2 separate regions of the Homo sapiens genome follow, and region 2 is linked to region 1. Evidence: chromatin loops called from intact Hi-C (ENCODE). Cell type or tissue: PC-9. All regions are shown on one strand. Each heading gives the region's core, and the rest is flanking DNA. Links, peaks and the distances in the headings are about the cores only.

The links. A loop is a pair of places that touch in the nucleus more often than their neighbours do. Peaks named below come from ENCODE experiments on the same cell type or tissue, not always from the same donor. Only the 100,000 strongest peaks of a DNase experiment are listed, where the experiment ranks them.
Region 2: a loop joins it to region 1, with 3.0 times the contacts of the local background. A loop is called at or near these places in 1 of 110 quality-filtered maps.

Annotation. Positions count from the first base shown.
Region 1 is chr5:80,053,533-80,057,930 of GRCh38, forward strand. It overlaps THBS4 (thrombospondin 4), which reads left to right. Exons shown (of 22, transcript NM_003248.6): 3 at 2,253-2,500. Among named protein-coding and RNA genes, the nearest start is that of THBS4, 20 kb to the left of the region's middle. RefSeq lists a silencer at 1,260-1,460. In PC-9, for the core only: no CTCF peak of the experiment used is centred there; DNase peaks (open chromatin) are centred at 1,369, 2,119 and 2,519; H3K4me3 peaks cover 1,514 bases; H3K27ac peaks cover 2,133 bases.
Region 2 is chr5:79,876,516-79,880,913 of GRCh38, forward strand. All of the region lies in intron 1 of LOC105379048 (a long non-coding RNA gene), which reads left to right. Among named protein-coding and RNA genes, the nearest start is that of LINC01455, 58 kb to the right of the region's middle. In PC-9, for the core only: a CTCF peak has its summit at 2,437; no DNase peak of the experiment used is centred there.

The DNA.
Region 1 (4,398 bases), core at 102-4,101:
ATGTGACTAAATTACCCTCCAGAAAAGTTCTGCTTTAAGTTCTACTTAACGCTTTCCCACCCTGGGACAGCTGAAGACTGGCCAGAGCTTTGCAGCTGCAATGATGTGTTTACCACCTCCCTTATCCAGCAACATTTGCAATTAGCCTCCGACCTTGTTCCTGGGATTGTTTCCGGTGAAAATTAGCCATGCCTGGCTAATTTTTGTATTTTTAGTAGAGACAGGGTTTCACCTTATTGGTCAGGCTGGTCTTGAACTCCTGACCTCGTGATCTGCCCACCTCGGCCTCCCAAAGTGCTGGGTTTGGGAATGGTACCTGTGGATGCACCTAGAGGTGTGTTTAGACACTAGCTGAAATCACTTTGGTCTTTCTAGCAAACCTTAGCCAATGGGCTCCACTCACAAAGGGTCAGCTTCCAAGAGCAGATTTTAGCTCAGGGCCTCTTATGTTCAGGACAATAATGGAGTAAAAAAACAAGGCTGAAAACCAGAAGATATGTGGGCTTAAGCAGATATGTGAATAGCTACCCACATAGGAAAAACAAAACAAAACAAAACAAAAACAAAAACAGAAAATAAGGTGGGAGTCCTTCTTTTACAACCATGGATACCTTTTCTTTTCTTTTCTTTTTTTTTTTTTTTGAGACAGGATCGCTCTTTTGCCCAGGCTGGAGTGCAGTGGTTCGATCATGGCTCACTGCAGCCTCAATCCCCCAGGCTCAAGCAATCCTCCACCTCAGTGTCCCAAGTAGCTGGGACTACAAGTATGTGCCACCACACCTGGCCTTTTTTTTTTTTTTTTTTTTGAAATGGAGTCTTGCTCTGTCACCCAGGCTGGAGTGCAGTGGTGTGATCTTGGCTCACTGCAACCTCCACCTCCCAGGTTCAAGCAATTCTCCTGCCTCAGCCTCCTGAGTAGCTGGGACTATGGGCGAACACCACCATGCCTGGCTAATTTTTGTATTTTTACTAGAGACGGGGTTTCACCATATTGGTCAGGCTGGTCTTGAACTCCTGACCTCATGATCTGCCCACCTCAGCCTCCCAAAGTGCTGGGATTACAGGCGTGAGCCACTGCGCCCAGCCTGGCCAATTTTTTTAAATTTACTTTTTGTAGAGATGAGGTCTCACTATGTTGCCTAGGTTGATTTCAAACTCCTGAACTCAAGCGATTCTCCCACCTCGGCCTCCCAAAGTGCTCGGATTACAGGCATAAGCCTCTGTGCCCAGCCAATACCTCTTATTATCTAACTGAGCATTGTTAAATTCAGGGATGGGTTGCTGAGGGACGATATGACAGATTACACTCGATTTGATGTGTGCTGACTAAGGCCTGTGCATGCCTAGCATTGCTTTAGTCATGGAATGAATCACACTCAGGTTCAGATTCTAGTCCTGCCACTTCCTATGTCCTTGAGCAAGTGCCTTCATTTATCTGAGACTCACTTTCCTTGTCCATAGTTATTCCAATTGCATTTGGTTGCAGTGAGTAGAAATTAAGTATTTAGGCTGGGCACAGTGGCTCACACCTGTAATCCCAGCACTTTGGGAGGCCGAGGCAGGTGGATCGCTTGAGCTCGGGATTTCGAGACCAGCCTGGGCAACATGGCAAAACCCTGTCTCTACAAAAAATATATAAATTAGCTGGGTGTGGTGGCTCACACCTGTGGTCCCAACTACTTAGGAGGCTAAGACAGAAGGATGACTTGAGCCTAGGAGGCAGAGGTTGCAGTGAGCTGAGATCGTCCCACTGCACTGCAGCCTGGGGGACAGAGTGAGATCCTGTCTTTAAAAAAAAAAAAAAGGGAAGAAATCAAGTATTTAAAGCACCTAAGGACAGCCCCCAGCCCCATGGTAGTGCTCAGCAAGTGTTTGGTGAATGAATGGATTCATGCTCTACGCTTATATAGAGTTTACTTTGCTTTCAGATTGGGTTCTGCTTGCTCATTGTACTTATCACTATATGAGAATTGTATTGTTTATTTTCAAATTTGCCACATATTGTCTGTTTCTCCATCAACACAAAACATTCTCAGGAGAAGAGTTGGTTCCCAGTGCCTGAAAACAGTGCCTAGCACACAGAAGATGGTGAATCAATATTTGTGGTTATTTCTCACTCACATTCCGTCCAGCAACCCAGTCTTGTTACCAGGAGGCTGTTCAGCACAGGACACTTATCACACCATTTGTTGACCCTCCACTTCCCCCTCTGCCACTTATCACACCATTGGTTGACCTGTGCTTGCTTCCAGCCATCCTCCGTTACCTGAAGAACGATGGGAAGGTGCATTTGGTGGTTTTCAACAACCTGCAGCTGGCAGACGGAAGGCGGCACAGGATCCTCCTGAGGCTGAGCAATTTGCAGCGAGGGGCCGGCTCCCTAGAGCTCTACCTGGACTGCATCCAGGTGGATTCCGTTCACAATCTCCCCAGGGCCTTTGCTGGCCCCTCCCAGAAACCTGAGACCATTGAATTGAGGACTTTCCAGAGGAAGCCACAGGTAGGAACCCACAAACCATTCTCTGAAGTGGAAAAATGAGCTGCCAGTGCCTAGGGAGTGCAGAGGAGCGTGCTGAGAAATTCCTGCTGCAGGTCAGTGGGTCTAATGCCGCTTGCACATCAGAATCACCTGCGGAGCTTGAAAAGCAAGTGATAGGGGGCTGCCCCTAGGACAAACTGAATCCGAATCTGTCGGGTGGGGCCTAGCATATTTTTATGCTAGGGGCATCAGCATATTTTTAAAATACCAATTCTAATGTGATGCCGAAATTGAGAGCTTGTGCTTTCAATGATAAGTAGAGACTCTGGATACAATTGTAACGTTGGAAAGGAAGGGCAAAAGTAAAAATAACTACCTCAGGGTGATGACATTATCTATTTTCAATTTTCTATAATGAAAATAAAAAAGAATGATTAGAAACTGCCAAGCTTTCATAACAGCATTTTCACAGGTCTTGTCAGAACATCCACTAACAAAAGGGAGCTTAGCTTAGCTGCATTTGGTCTTAAGATACCATCACCTCTGTCTTCTGTTTTACTCCAGGTTGATGGTATTTTTATTATTCTGTCATTGCACCTGCTGTAGAAATTGCCACATACATTTCTTTTAGAATTTTGTGCTAGGCAGTGCTTTGTTTTCTATAAAGAACTAGTATTCTTTGTCCTTTCCAATAATGTATAACTGGTTAAAGTTCCTGAATTTCATCCGCTATATAAGCCAATGTCAAATCAGTAACTATGTTCTTCTGTAATGGTCCATATTATTTTTGTCTGCTACCTCTCAATCCTCACTTTCCATTTGTTAATTCATTATATTAATATATGCTTTAGTTACAAGCTACTCTGAGCCCTTTGTACAGAGAAGCAGGGTGTAAGCAATAATTTCCATTGCAAGTAGGAATGCTGTGCAGTTTTAGATAGTAATATAAAAACTATGAATCTGATCCTAGAAGTTTTGCCCTTGAACAACAGGAAGCATTTTTAATCAGAAATTCCAAGAAAGCTAAAATCCGAGGTTTTTGGGGATTTTTGTTTTTCAGTCATATATAGAGAGATTTTTAATGTAGATTTACATATGGAAAAAAATTAATAGAAAGATATGCTAAACTCTCTTTCTGCATCCCCATAGTAGCGCATGTAATCAGAATGACAGTCAGAAATTGTGTCACTGCTTATTTCAGAAATTAGTGTTCACCACCAAATAAGTCAATTTCTAAAAGTCAGGACTCACCCCTGACAAAGTCATCAGAAACTGTACTTACTGGAATTTTCTCAGAAGCTCTACCTCCTTAGACCATGGTAGTGATCACAGTGGCTCAGTCTCATAATCACCTACTCACTCATTCAGTCAGTCAACAAATGGGCACATTCTAGGCATTAGTGCTACCATGGTGGGCAAAGCCAGTCATTTTCCTGACTCTGCGGAGATTATAGTCTGATGTCCAATACAATATGTGTTAAATAGCACATGTTGCCTAAATCTTAGCTAAATCAAAAAGCAGAATTCCTCTGAAAATCCTTAGCTGTGCTCATTTCTAAAATAAGGATGATGACTTCACTTTGGCAGTTAACATAAATGTTTTGTTGTATATAGATATAATAAAGGTGATTGCAAGCAGCATTCACAAGATAAAAGGGCAAGGACATTGACTTTTTGACTAACAATGAATAATATCAACCCGTAATATAAAAATATGATGCCAACTACCTAATGATCATAGAAGATATCATTTATTCATTCTCATATCCCAAAGAAGTCAGAGGCTTTGCTAGACCCTTGAGCCAAGACAACCAAAAAATAATACTGTTTAAAATTGGGGTTAACACCTTATTTATTATTATCTAAATTCCATAAACAAATTACAGACAATTCTTAAGAGGCTCCTGCCACAAAATAAC
Region 2 (4,398 bases), core at 196-4,195, 180 kb before region 1:
GACATATTCCTGTTTATCTCAGCTAATATATATGCTAGTCTCCAAAGCAGCCATCTGTGTAGTTGAAGTGAAGTAGCCAAGAGAATTGAGATTTTAGTGTCTTTAACTTAACTGTGTCTCTCAGACAAATGAGCCAGTTCCCCAGAAATCTGGTCTAGAAACATTGCCAATGCACATTCCAGTGACTTTGAGATGTTAGAAAAACAGACATATCACCTTTCAGGCTGAAATCACTGGGAAGTGCATTTTAAAGCTGGGTTTCCTTCCAGATCCTTAGGTTGTGAATGACACACAGTCTGTGGAAAATTTATGAGATCACCAAGAAGCCGAGGTCTGAAGTGTTCAAGAAGTGTTTAACCACAGATCAAACACAACATTTGCGTGTTTCTGAAAAACAACAACAACAACAAAAAACCACCAAACAGCAAACAAAGGTCTAATGATCAAAATGGTGTCCAACTCAAACCAATATGAGGGGTCTGCTCAGGCCCATATGTAGAGATTCTGAAGATGATGAATTGTAGGAAGAGAAAGGAGAGTAAGACCCTGGCAAGTATGGGAAAATCCAAGAATAATGAGGGGTGCTGCTCGGTCAGTTAAATAACTATCCCTAGAGAAAAATTCCTGGAAGCCGAGAACCTTGGGTTTCAACCCCAATTTACATCTTTTTAGAAAATCATTTGAACTTAACTTTCAAATGATTGACTGCAAAAATTTGTTAGTCAATTTAAAAATATCTATACATGCTTTTATGTGTGTGTGTGTGTGTATGTGTGTGTGTGTGTGTGTGTATTTTTAGTAGAGACGGGATTTCACCACGTTGGCCAGGCTGGTCTTGAACTCCTGGCCTTAAGTGATCCACCCGCCTCGGCCTCCCAAAGTGCTGGGATTACAGGCGTGAGCCACTGTGCCCAACCTACACGTGCTATTAACTTAAAGGCAAATGTAAAGTGTTTTGATGGGCCGCAATGCAGCTTTTTATTCAGAAAATAGCTTTGGGGCAGCTAGTATGTCCAGGGCCCCTGACTGGGCCCTAGAGATGCAGCAGGGAGTAGGACTGCGGTCGCCTCTGCCCTCATGGGACCTAGAGTCTGGTAAGAAGAACAGGCCCAGAATAAGTGATTACATTAATAGCCAGTGGCAATAAGGTTTTGCTGGGAGACATCCAGAGGGTTCTGTAATATCCAGTAAGGGTACTTGATTTATTCCAAAGGGCAAAGATACTCACCCTGAGGAAGTGAGCCTGGGCTGATGCTCAGCATTGTGGATGTAGGGAGAAGAATGTTCCAAGAAAAGGGAGGACTCTCAAGAACCGAAGCTTACAGAATTGCTGAAGCCCAGGATGAGAGGAGGAATCACCAGAGAAGGCTTGAGAGATAGGCAGGGGCAAGACAAAAATATTTAACAGCTGACACGTGGATATAATTTCATAAACTATTACATTTATCTTAAATGTAATTATAAAATGTGTTCCATTTTATTCTCTAAATTTGCTAAATTATAGATATTATTCAATGTCTTCCTTTCCAAGAGATTTAAGTAATACTACAAATTGTTTATAGATGTGATTTTTTTTTTCTTTGATGTAACTGCCACTAGATAAATGATGCCCCTGAGCCATGAGAAAACTTTTCCAATGATTTTCCCATTAAATTGCTGCACATTAAGTAACACGCAGACTCAGGAAGTGGAGAATCCACTTAACTTCAATGGTATTTTTCAAGATGCTTAATTTTCTCTCAGCATCTGCTGAAATAACAGCCATTGCATTAACAAAGTTTCCTAGCGCTTGTAATACTGCCTTAGATTTTTATCTATTCAATATCTTTATATTGACTAAGTCATGAAAATGGTATATTGGAATCACATGCTTGAGTTTCACCTACTCCTTAGGCTAGATGAGAGGCTCTAGTGGGCAATTACGTACTGAGCTGCCAGTTCAGTATTTTGGCTCAGCCCCTCAGGCTGTAGATAACCTCCCTGCACTGCGGTTTTCTCATGCATAAAATGGAAATTATGGTATCTGTGGTGTTCCACTGAATTAATATACATCTAGAATGAACACAGCTGGCGTTCTATTCCCATTAGCTCTCCCCTTTAGTAATAAAATTAATATTGTAAATGCCCAGGACAGATGACCATCAGGTATCCAAGCTCTTCTGATAAATGTAGGAGTAATTCAACAGAGAAGAATTTCTCACTGGTCTCCAGACCATCCTTATGGGTGCCTGTCTTTCTCGAGAGTGCCCATCATTCCTGAACTCTGCCCGGCACCTGACCAGGACCTGTAGGAAGCATATTAATATGCACTTATTTGCTCTTTCAATTTTCACTGGGTACTCTAGGAGCCCAAGTTCGACAAAAGCTGATGTTCCCACATATGGCCAGGTGAGGGCGACTCTGAGGGAGCACTGGCCTGTGGTAGCTGACTACAGCCTGGGAGGGTACCAGAGTCCCTATCAGGGGTAATGTCATCCCTTTACCATGGGATTTGGGAATGCTCTGGTTAAGTGAATTCACTGGGACAAGGCCTAGAGCTTGGTGAGCATAGGGCTTGCCTGCTGAACACCACCACAGTGATCCTCAAGCAAAACCCACCTGGATTGGGAAAACACCAAGACACGGGCATGAGGCAATCCTCTCATGGTGGAAGCCAATGGCAGTGCCTAGAAGTCCATATTTTGGGGGAAACTGATTGGCACAAGCATCAACCAACCAGAGTAGATTCAGCATTCACTCTTTGGTTAATGGGTGGAGAGGAGATAGGGGAAGTAGTTCCAAAGCATAGGAGAATTTTACTATTTAAGCAGCTAGTACCATTAACCATGCAGATAAACACAAGTTGAATGTTAACCTCAGAGCCATATTAATGGCCCTGGATGCATAGGAAGAACATGGACAGCCACAATGGTCTTATGAGATCTGATGTAAGTTTTTGACAGTGTTTTCTGAATACAATATGAAGAACAAGTTGAAGGAAGTCAAGACTGGAGGCAAGGAAACCAGTTGTGATACCTTTCAAGGGTTCAGGTTGGGATATGAGAGATATTTAATGTGTGTAATTCTCAAGACTTGGTGATTAACTAGATGTGGGAGGTAAGAAGGAGAAGGAGTCGTCAAGGATGACTCCTAGGTTTCTTGCTTGGGAATTTAGGCAGATTAGGTCACTATTTTTCTTTTTATTATTTTTTTATTTTATTTTATTGTATATATTTTTTATTATACTTTAAGTTCTAGGGTACATGTGCACAACGTGCAGGTTTGTTACATATGTATACCTGTGCCATGTTGGTGTGCTGCACCCATTAACTCGTCATTTACATTAGGTATATCTCCTAATGCTATCCCTCCCCACTTCCCCCCACCCCACAACAGGCCCTGGTGTGTGATGTTCCCCTTCCTCTGACCAAGTGTTCTCATTGTTCAGTTCCCACCTATGAGTGAGAACATGTGATGTTTGTTTTTTTGTCCTTGCGATAGTTTGCTGAGAATGATGGTTTCCAGCTTCATCCATATCCCTACAAAGGACATGAACTCATCCTTTTTTATGGCTGCATAGTATTCCATGGTGTATATGTAGGTCACCATTTTTCATGCCCCCATAGAAAATCAGGAGACAGGCATGTTTGGAGAGGGGCTGTGTTCAGTCTGGTGTTGGATATGTTCAGTTTGAAGTACCTAAGACCTATCTAAGCAGAGATCCAGTAGGCAGTTGGAGATATGTGTACCACACAGAAAGAGGCCTGGCTGGAGATGATGATTTTGGAATCCTTACATATTGCTGCATGAAATTGCTGAGAGAGAGAGAATACAGGTGAGAAAGGCATGGGTTTGAGTCCAGAGTAACAACAACATGTAAAGAACAGGTAGAAGATAAGGCAGCACAGGGTTAGGTGGAAAACCAAAATATCACACTCTAACAGAAGGCAGGAGAAAGGTGTGTTGGGCATGGTGAATGGGCACTTAGCATCCATTCCTACCTTCTCTGCTGTCTACGTTGTCTTCTTGGACAGCTCAAGACTACTTTCCCCAGATTCCTTTGCAACTACAGGACTGGATGCAAATTAGGTTCAAATTCAAATTTGGGAGAAGATTGCTTTGGGAATGTCAGGAGAGCAGAACCTTCCCATGATCCTTTTGATTATTGCAAGATAAACCATAAAGCCTTTTCTAGAATAGCAACATGGAAATAATGAAGAAAGAAACTGCTCTGACAAAGTGAGTCATCTTCTTTGAGGGCAAGTATGTTGGTACAGAATGTATTATATTTTAAGGGAGGATTTCTTCCTTTTTCCTGAGGAAAATGAAGAGCTAGGATTCTGGACCCAGAGGTTTAGGCAGGGTCAAAGGAATTCCTGCCCAGGTCAGTTAGTTCGTGTGCGATGACAGAAGTGCACT